Linked DNA regions of Mus musculus: region 1 is linked to region 2. The links are chromatin loops, found by intact Hi-C in ENCODE. Cell type or tissue: left cerebral cortex. All regions are shown on one strand. Each heading gives the region's core, and the rest is flanking DNA. Links, peaks and the distances in the headings are about the cores only.

The links. Peaks named below come from ENCODE experiments on the same cell type or tissue, not always from the same donor. Only the 100,000 strongest peaks of a DNase experiment are listed, where the experiment ranks them.
Region 1: a loop joins it to region 2, with 2.8 times the contacts of the local background. A loop is called at or near these places in 2 of 42 quality-filtered maps.

What each region holds. Positions count from the first base shown.
Region 1 is chr14:31,952,609-31,957,988 of GRCm38, forward strand. No RefSeq gene overlaps it. Among named protein-coding and RNA genes, the nearest start is that of Gm41125, 12 kb to the left of the region's middle. In left cerebral cortex, for the core only: a CTCF peak has its summit at 2,508 (motif pointing right); DNase peaks (open chromatin) are centred at 1,376, 2,500 and 4,697.
Region 2 is chr14:31,827,044-31,832,423 of GRCm38, forward strand. Ankrd28 (ankyrin repeat domain 28) reads right to left here and starts at 3,372. Exons shown (of 28, transcript NM_001024604.2): 1 at 3,284-3,372. The coding sequence starts at 3,310. In left cerebral cortex, for the core only: no CTCF peak of the experiment used is centred there; DNase peaks (open chromatin) are centred at 3,058, 3,757, 4,384 and 5,087; H3K4me3 peaks cover 2,891 bases; H3K27ac peaks cover 2,320 bases.

The sequences.
Region 1 (5,380 bases), core at 115-5,114, 130 kb after region 2:
AGGGAGCTGGTTGCTAAGCATTGGCCTAGGAGCATGTGAGCAGGCTTCATGTCTCTTCCTCCCTTTCCCTGTCTCTCATTTTCTGAATGTGTGTGTGTTTCAACAGAAGGGGGGGAGGGGGAGGGGGAGTGGGGAGGGGAGGGGAAGGAGGAGGAGGAGGAGGAGGAGAAGGAGAGGAAGAGGAGGAAGGAGGAGGAGGAAGGGGGAGGAGAGGAAGAAGAAGAAGAGGAAGAAGGAGAAGGAGAAGGAGAAGGAGAAGGAGAAGGAGAAGGAGAAGGAGAAGGAGAAGGAGAAGGAGAAGAAATCACCTAGTAGTTTCTATAAACAAGTAGGAGAAGTAAACCAGGTATATAGAGAGTGTGGGCTTGCAACCCCTACTCAAGAGAGTTCAAGGCCAACCAAAGCAGTTTCCCAGACTCTGGCTCAAAATGAGAAGAAGTGAGCTGGCAGTGTGGCTCAGTGGTGCATGTTCAAGGCCCCATGCTCAATTTTGGAAGAAAAGAAGAAGAAATGGGCTGAAGAATACATGGTGTCTCACAGTCAGTGCTAACAGAGGTGAAAGGATTTCCTCGTGGTAAATGCGAGAGTGATTATGTACTTTCCCTTCGTAAGCGGACAGTATTTCAAGTTTGTTCACCTTTATCCTGATAAAAGGGAGGTCAGTCAAAGACATCTAAAAGACAAAGGCTTGCCCTTTCAAAGCAAGGTTATGTTGCAACGGAGTGGGAGGCCTTTAAAGAAACTCAAGCTTTGGGGAGAGGATGTGGAAAGCAGGTAGGTGATCTGAGGCTGAGGCTGAGGCTGAGGCTGAGGCTGAGGCTGAGGCTGAGGCTGAGGCTGAGGCTGAGGCTGATGTAAAACCCAGAGCCTGTGGTTTCCAAAGCTGGAGATTCTGACTTTATGTCACCGTTAGCTTCATCTGTTACCTTGACACAAACATAATAGTCACTTGGCAAGAGGGAAACTCAACTGACAGATCGCCTCCATTAGATTGGCCCATGATGCATTCTCTTAATTACTAATTGATGTAAGAGGGCCCAGCCCATGGTGACATCCCTAGGTGGGCCTGGGCTACCATGAACTAGAGGCAAGTCAGTAAACAATGTTTATTCCTCCATGGTTTCTGCTTCAAGGTCCTTAGTGGGCTGTAACCTATAAGTGGAATAAGCCCCCCCCCCCAAGTTGGTTTTGCTCAGTGTTTTATCACAACATAGAAACCAAAGTAGGGCACCTTGTGAGAATCTTCTAAAATAAACTGACTTGTCTCCAGTATGAAAAGATAAAGCCTTCTAATTATTTTACAGAAACAGCTAGTTGGCAGCAGGAGTCATGGCAGCTGTTAGCTGACTCCCAAGTAAGGCAGTCGCGTGTGGGTGAATAGCACAGGCCAGGAACTTGTAGTCCTCCTCCAAGTGCTGAGATGCTAAGTGTTGCCGGGAAGAGTCTGGTGTAAGTGTGTCCTCCAGAGGTGCAGCTGCTGGGAGCTTAGCACTCAGCGTGCTGATATCTCTTGGAGGCAGAACCTTCAAGAAGTGGTGCCTAGGCCATCAAGATGGTTCAGCTGGCAAAGGTGCCTGATGTCCAGCCTGTGTGGCGTGGAAAGAGAACTACTCACAGAAACTGTCTTCTGAGCTACACACACACATTACACACATGTACACACACACACTCATACATGCACACACACACACAAACACACACACATATACACACATTACACACATGTCCACACACACACATACACCACACACACTCATACATGCACACACACTCACACACATTTATACACACAAACACACACATATATACACATTACACACACACATACACACATACATACCACAGACACAAAATAAAATATATAAAAATAAAATATATAAATAAACATAAAGGATGGATAGTTAAATATTTTTATTGATAACATCCTTTAAAATTTGGTAATATTAGCTTAGGGACAATCTTAAATGCATCTGTGACACAAAATCCTTTTCTTATCAGATCCAACCACATTTGGACATTTGGATTTTAGCCTCCCCTACCCCTTCCCCTCAAGTCTTATGTTCAGAATTCCGGTGCAGTCACCATGCGTTTTGACAGGTCCCTGAATTCCTAACCTCTGCGTGCGCACGTGCACACACACACACACACACACACACACACACACACACACATAGCCTGGCTTGCCCTTCAGAGCTCAATTTGGGCCCTTTCTCCTGATGAGAGAGAGCAAGACACCTGGGCTGTGTGCATTTTCTACATATGCCTGTTAGATGTTGTTCCCGGGATTTTGTAGTCACCTACCATTTAATTATCTATGACCCTTGAGGGTCCTGCTTTATCTTCTGGCTTTATTTTTAAAATAACTTTTTTTTTTGACATGGGTCTCACTATGTAGCTCAGGCTGTCCAGCCATCACCGGCTGCCATTCTCAGTTTCACATCCAGAGAGCCGCATTTGACTTTGCCCTGCGACTCTGTGATGTGTTATTTGTGCAGTGGCCACCAGAGGGCAACAGAAGAACAGAGTCTAGTCAATTCTATCCCTCTAGAACTGTAGGCTGTGGATTGCAAGATTATTTTAGGTCTGAAAGGGAAGTCTACTGGTCACATGAGCCTCAGTTTCAGACAATGATTTTAAGCAAACCCTTCCAAGAAAGCACGATGGTATTCAACATTTTAATAAATTGAAACATTTGAATATTTTGAATTTAGAATTCAAGTTGAAAAGTTTGGGTTCTGCCTCCAGCTCTCTCTATTACCCAGCGTGTCTGATCTCAGATAAGACTTCGAATCTGAAAAGTGTTAGTTTCCAAATCTGACAAATGGGTGGCATGATGTCCTTTGTCTCCTGGGAGTGCTTTGAGAACTGTAGGCAGTGGAGCACACAAACAGCCAGAAAATGAAAAATGCCCAGGGAACTGCAAAAGCTAGATCCGAATCAGAGAGCTAAATAACAACAGCCCCACCCCCGTGTCCTAGCTTGAGAGCAAGCTGAAAGCTGGTGTAGCCCTCTTGGTCGGTGGGCATGAACGTATGGCAGTGCCAGGGAGGTGGTGACAGGGGATCCATGGGCCTTGATAGCCAAACAGCCTAGTCTACTTTGTGAGCAGAAGGCCAGTGGGAGACCCTGTCTCAAAACACAAGGTGGAGAGTTCAAGGCCAGCCTGGTGTATGCCGCAAGTTCTAGGGCAGCCAAAGGTTCATAGTGAGATTCTGTCTCAAAAGAGAGAGAGAGAGTATGTGTATGCTCACACAGAGAGAGAGAGAGAGAGGGAGAGAGAGAGAGAGAGAATAACTGAGGAACGACACTTGAGGTTGACCTCTGGTCTTCATACATGCTCACACATGAGTAAATGCACTTGTATGCACAGAAACATACACATGCACATGGACACACACAATAAAAAGTCCTTCAAATTACCCAGAAGCACAGAAATGCACTGTATTTTGAGAGCCTTTTGTACGATGTGAGACCCACTGAGGACACGGTCACATCCCAGGCCAGGAGAGGCATCCGTTCACTGACTCTATCACCAATGCTGTCGGGTGGATGTGGATTTAGTGTTGTCTGCGGCCTGTGAGGGCTTGAGGGGGGTGGGTTTTTGTTGTTCTTGCTAAGTCTGCTCAGTTTGCACAGGTTCTGTATGTGTATAATACAAGCAGGTCCAGAATATGTTTTTCAATATTTGTTTATTAAAACAATACGTGGATATGACTGGACACCGGAGAGTGATCATATGAACTTGGATCTTGTTTGTTGTAAATGGCCCCTGGGAAATTTCCAGGTAGAGGAGATGCTGCAGGCAGGCGGATGAGCTGTCAGGCAGTACACCTGAGAGGACCAGGAGGGAGAGGAACGAAGACTGTCTCAAGCCACCATGCCCAGTTTTTAAATATAGATGCTCACACTCACATGACCAGCACCATAGCAGCTAAATTATCTTTCCAGACTAATTTAAAGGGCTTTAAAGGGAATATGGATAATAATTTTATCTTATATTCTTCATCTTTATCTCAGCTCACCATGGAAAGTGCTAGCCCACAGTAGAAGGTCTGTAAACTTCTTAGCACAGCATAGGAACCTTCTGTGGGAGGCACAGAGCTAGCCTTGAAAAGCTAAGACTCTCAGAGGTTCCCAGGGATTTGGGGGGGGGGGGGCGGATGACTCCTGCTTTAAGACCAACGCCCCACCGCAGTATAAGTTAGCATGCTTTTCATTCTAAAGGCTCCTGGCCTCTATGCCAGTCCTGGGGACTCTGTGGATTTCTTAGCTGTGCACTGATTCAGAGACTCTTCCACTCAGAACTTATCTCCACGCAGGTTTTATTCACAGTCCTTTTTAGTGTCTTTTCTTTTCTCATTCTTGTGTTACTTTTTAAAAAATGATTTATTTATTTCTATTTTATGTGCATCGGTGTTTTGCTTGCATGTATGTCTGTGTGTGGGTGTTGGATCCCCTGGAATTGGAGTTACAGAGAGTTGAGAACTGCCATGTGGGTGGTGGGAATTGAACACTGGTCCTCTGAAAGAGCAATGGTGCTGGTAACCACTGAGCCATCTCTCCAGCCCCAACTGTGCTACTCTTATATTAGATCAGGGTGTGAGCTAGAAGACATTTGCCAAGCCAGTTTTGAATCTGAGCCTGGAAATCAGAGCCACGTGAGGAGAAACTCCCAGAGCCTGGGCAGCCTTGGGAAAGGCCTCCAGCATCTGACCTCCTTCCTTCCTTCCTCTGGAGCACAGAGGCCCGATGAATCCGATTCCCAGCAATGGCTCACTCTCTGACCCAGCTTCTGAGCTTCCCGTTACTCTGAGGTGAGGCCACACTTTCTTGGCACTCTTGGTCAAGACTCTTTATAGACCAAAGGCAGGGAGGCCCATTCTCTCAAGCAGGGTGCTGGTGGAGCAGCTGGAAGTATGAACAAATCCAGGAAAGCTCATGCGGGTCCACGTGTGTACCCACCTACCGGAAGTGTGAACAGTACTGGAAAGCTCATGCGGGTCCACACGTGTATGCACCTACCGGAAGTGTGAACAATACAGGCAAGCTCATTTGGGTCCACGCGTGTACCCACCCACCTGACCTAACTTGATACGCTGCTTGCAGTCACTTCCGGTGTCCTCCTGGTGGGCAAAGAGACTGTGGCTGTATGAGAGAAAGTCCAGCTTTGAGCCTTTACAACACCAGGCTCCAAAACCCAAAAGATGCTGTGGAAAAATGGGAAGCCCAGGGCTCTAAAGGCTTGTCAAAGATCTGGAAAATGTAGGAAGGAGAATTCCAAGATGTCGGGAGTCTCCTCTGGCTTCCATAGCTACGTGGCCTGAGCCTCCATGGGGAGAATTTTGTCAGATCTCAAGGAATGTGAAGATACCAGGGACAG
Region 2 (5,380 bases), core at 109-5,108:
CACACACACACACACACACAGAGGAGCACGCACACTTGTGCAGAGTAGAGGAGAAAAGGAAGGAGGGAGGAGGGGGAAGGGGGAGAAGGGAAGGGGGAATGGAGGGGGAGAAGAGGGCGACCACTGTGGCCCCTTTCTGTTAAAGAATTCTCAGTTTAATGAGTACCATTTCTGGAGTTTTTCTCCAACTCCTCTGAATTAGAAGTTAGAAACTAGTTTTATAGTAGTTCTCTTTTATAACCTGAGTATTCACTGTTGTTACTGGTAGTCACCAGTTTACTAACAAAAATAGATTTTTTCCCTAGCAATGTGGACTTCTGGTATCCTAAAGGAAAAAGGAATTCCAGAAATACTAGACATACCTGCACAACAAAGGCTTGGGGCTGAGCAGCTACTAACAAGTCTGACATTAAGGTCCCCCTCTCCACCACTCCCCATCATTTTCTATATACTGAAGTAAGTGTCAGTTGCTACTTAGCTTCTGAAATGGGGAACCTAAACAAAGACCAACAATCTTTCTTAATAGAACATAATGTTTATGATTTAAAATGTAACCATATATGAGTAATTTTCATCACCTAAGGAGATAAAATAGACCGTGATAACCTCAGGAGAGAAAATTCTGCCACTGTTACACAAGCCAAAGTGAAGTAATTCAGGAAAAAAGTTCATGTCTACTGTTATCAACAGAAAACAAGCTTCATTTTACTAACAATTTAAAAAATATTTTCATCCACCCATAGGCAGAAAGTAATACAGTAATTCTTTCTTATTCGCTGAATTACATGCTGCCACAAAGTAAATGCTGTCCTATTCTGATTACAGAATGAATGAGGACAATTTCCTTATTTGCTTACTGATTTTATATTTGTCTTCCCTGTGTATCTTGTGTGTGTGTGTATGTGTGTGTGTTCCTGTGGTTGCATATGTGTATGTGGAGGCCGGAAGTCAATGTCCAGTGTTATTCCTCAGGAGTAAAGCAGGCTAGGCTGGCAAGTTAGGAAGCCCCAGGGATTCTCCTGCCTCTGCCTCCCCGTGCAGAGATCCCAAGCATGTGCCATTGTGCCCCAGGTTTTTACTGAGTTTCAGGAATCAAACTCAGATCCTCATGCTGACAGTAAGCTCTTTACTGATTATGTCATTTCCTCATCTCTGACTTTATATCTTTACCATGTAGAACCATTCTCATACTTAAATGTTGAAGAAAATCCTTACTCATGTCTAGCTTCCTTCTATTCTTTGCAAGGTTAAAAAAATTATACTACTTCCTAACTGGAATGTATATAAAGCTGTTGCGTTAAAAGCGGTATCAACTACCTTCCAGATTTAAAATCCTGTGTACATATACAGGTCTTCTCACCTTTCCTCCAAAAACTACTTTGTCTAGCTAATATGCTTTCCCTAGAAATGGAAAACACTAAACTATTGAATCCCACTTCGTTTCTATCATCACTTCTAATGTCTTGAAACATATCAATAAACTGATTTCTAAAAACAAGTGCAATTCCCTTTAAATTAAGAAAAACTCAGTTGTCTTTCAAAAGAACTAGATGAGCCAATTATTTTGTAATACAGTAAGTCTTCCCCAGCAATGCCATCTCATTAACTTACTCATCACGGATTCTCAAGTTTACAGGTAACATTTTAAAAATCAATATCACCACTGAGTGTTAAAGAATATTACACAAAACTGAATCAGTGTTACGACTGCTTCAAAACTGTAGTTACTAAACACTCAAATGCACAGATGCCAATAGATTTTTATTATTTATTCATTTTTTTTTATAAAGTAAGATCTTCTAACAGTCTACCAAATCCCTAACACACACAATGACCAAATCACAAAATACATTTCCAAAAGTGAAGGATTACAACCAAATATTCAGGTACAAAGAGTTACTAGAGTAATAAAGATTAGCTGAAAATCTAGATCTTGAGTTTCATGGTATTAACTACATATGAATTAGATGATCTGGGCTTGAACTCTGCTTGTTATTAACAGATTTTTTTGTTTTTTCCTGACAACTTTGTGCAATGAAAGGTTTTGCTACCTGTGGCTGGTGAGCACTTTTGAAAAGTGTGCTTTTGACTAGCACAACTGAGAAACTGTGCTTTCTTAATTTTAATCAACTCAAAGATTCTATGTGTAGCTAATGGAACATGTTGAACAGTAAAGTTATTCACAGATTTTGAAATACAAACTTATCAACCAGAGTTTTTCAAAGTATCATGCCCTATTGTTAATATCAGCTAAAATTCTGCTGATACCAAATGATACTAAAAGTCAGCATTCAGCCTAAGTAGAATATTCACTTTTTAAGTGAGAATTGACATTAGCTAGACTCAGAACTTAAGTTTTAATTGGTAGAAAATGACATAAAACATTAAGTTTTTCCCTATCGTTTTTGTTAAGCTTGTGCCCACTTTCTGATTGGTTTCCCTTCAAATCTGTTCAGTATCTCCTATTCAGAAAAACAATGGCAAAAGGGGTACTCAAGCATTAATAGGTTCCCGCGACTCCGTAAAATCCACTCGTTACTTTCCCTTTTCTTTAAAAGAGACAAACACTGGGGAGCGTCTGGTAATTCACCTTCTCGCCTTTTTAAAAGGGTAACAAGCGTTCATTCAGACATAGTTGCGATTTCATTGGTAGATACAGAGTTATTTTTCCCAGCCCACAGTGTACTGCAGTCTTCTGAGCACTTCAGGTGTTCTTTGACAAGCTCTTCCTAAGTCAGGAAAACTAAACCAAGATGGTGCAGAATATGCCAAGAGAAAACCAGCCTGGGAATATGCACCGTAACAACCAGTCCCCAGCAGAATCCATCGGCACCGGTGGGTTTGCTTTCGACCGCCACTACCTCTCCGCAGAGACGGTGCGGTGGACCGTGAACCGCCCCGCGAAGCGAACCCGAGGGCAAGGTCGTGACCCCAGGTCACGGCCGCCGCCTGCCCCGCTCCGACTCCGCACCGCAAAGCCACCTGTTAGGCCCGAGCCTCACCTGGCAGGAAAGAGGAGGCGCCTACCCGGCAGCGCGCCGGACGCGAGGGCGGCGAGCGCAGAACCCGCCCCTGTGGCGGCGGCCGCGATCCCCCGGCGGCACGTGGGTTTCTCGGAGCTGGGGCTGCACTGACAGGCGGACGGCCCGCACGGCTGCCGACCCGGGACACCCTCTTCCCTCGCTGCCACCGCGCCGACAGGGCGCCCGGGCGGCCCACGCCGCTGGTCCACCCTCCTCCGACTCCTCGGTGGCGCGATCCCGCCCCGCCGCCCCTCACCTACCTGGTCGCGGAGTTTGAGGAACGCCATGGCGGTCGCCGCTGTTCGGCCACTACCCGCGCCCGGCGGGTAGGTGGCCGGCTACGTTGAAGAGAGCGCGGGCAGGGGGCGGCGCCGCCTCCCCGGCCGCCCGCCGCCGCCGCCGCCGCGAAGAGCCCCGCCGGTCCCGCCTCCTCCAAGGACTCCCGCCCTCTTTCTTCCGTCCTTTCTCTCGCTCTCTCCCTCTAGCTCTCAGCCACCTCCCACACGCAGCCGCCGCCTTCGCCGCCGCCTCACACCCCCTTCCCGAAATACCCCAGCAGCCCCCGCCGCCGCGCCGCTCCAGCCCGCGGCCGCGGCGGCATCCAAACTCCACTCCACAATATTACCACCACCGCCCGCCGCGATTGGCGGCCGCGCGGGGGAGAGGCCAGAGTAAGCCGAGCGCCCATTGGCCACGCCACCGCGCTCGCTCGCTCCCGGGCTCCGCCTCTCCGCGGAGGGAGGGGCGGGGCACAGGAAGCGGCGGCGCGCGGAGCGGGCGGGCCAGGTGGCGGGGCGTCTGGGCGCGCGCCCCGGGCGCGGTGGGCGGAGCCCGGACTGGAGGTGGGGAGGGACGGAAACTGGGTACCGGGTAACGGCCCGGGATGGCACGTGGAGGTGGCGTGCACAAGCTCAGCTCAGTCAGGTGCGGAGAAGGCAGCCGGAGCCGGTGCGAGCCAGGGAGACCTCCGGGCCGATGCTGCTTTCAACAGAGTAGCGAGGGCAGCGGGGAACCGGACTCGCACGTGGAGCGAGAGTGAGAATGTCTCCGCGGGCTTTGGGGGAGACGTGGTCACCGGGGGACTGCTGGCACGCGAGACTGAAGGGTGTGGTCTTCATAGCCTGAACAGGTTGTGACCGCGGAACATTTCTCTCCAAAGCGCCCCTTTCAATCTTGCATGTGTTTTTTTTCCCCCTTTCTTCTTTATCATCAAAAGGGTTTTTGCCTCCCACTTGAAAGAAATCAATTTTTTCAAAAAGATGTGCAGGATTTTCAATAAATAGCATCCTTGGATGGAGAAGAGGAATGACTCCCTCGCCCTGGCACACACACCCACGCCAACCCACAGCTCAGAAAAGGCTTTTCTTTCTTAGGCAGCCGCACACTGTTACCATTCCAGGCTTGTGTGGGAGAAGATTGTTGTTCTCCTGTGTCTGTCAGCCTGGGCGGCTCCAGCCCCTGATTAATAAAAGGTACAGATGGTTAGAACACAAACGTGAGATATCGGGTTGGTTTAAAAAACAAAACCAAACCTCATCTTTTCCCTGCATTGGTGTGTCTCTTGGGACAGACTTTATTTAGAGAATCGATTTGAGCCTAATGGCAGTCTAGAAAAATGGGGATCAGTGCCAGGACTGTCAGTTTATTATAATGCTATTATTAAAAACAACTCTTTAGCCCCATAAGAACAGAAAATATCAAAGTGCAAGATCAAATGCACTAAGAGCCTTCTGATATCTCTTAACATAACTATGCCATAATTCTGCTGAAACAATTGCTTTTCTAAAATTACATTTTTACCATGGTTGGTATTTGCTACTTTAAAATGGAGGAATTCTCATAACTGATGGAAGAGGCTTAGCCAGAAAAAAAAAAATGATTCTTGCTTTGCATTTTCTTCAGTGCCTAATTTCTTTCTGCATCAACTCTGGCCGATGAAATGAGAATTCTGTCACCCCATGTCTCTTTATCAGTGCACTGAAGGTGAATGAATTAGCAGTATGAAAGACTTTGACTTCTCCAAAACAAAGGTGTTATGACAACATTACTAAAATATTTTGTGATTATAATTGTCCATGTGCTACAGCCAATCGAGTTTTGCCTTCCTCGAGGATGAAAGATTTACTCTCTTCTACATGTATGCCTGTTTAACACTGGATGTTGACTCAGCAATTAATACGACTGAACAAACACACAGCCTCAGCATGCTCTCCTCTGGGTTAAAGTTCTAGGATTTAAAAGCACAACAGGTACTTGATTTGGAACACAGAACAAACTGATTTTGGGTAGCAAGCAAGCGGTTTAGAGGGTATGGGTTGAGATAGTGGACCAAATGTGTATTTCAGTGTATTAGGATT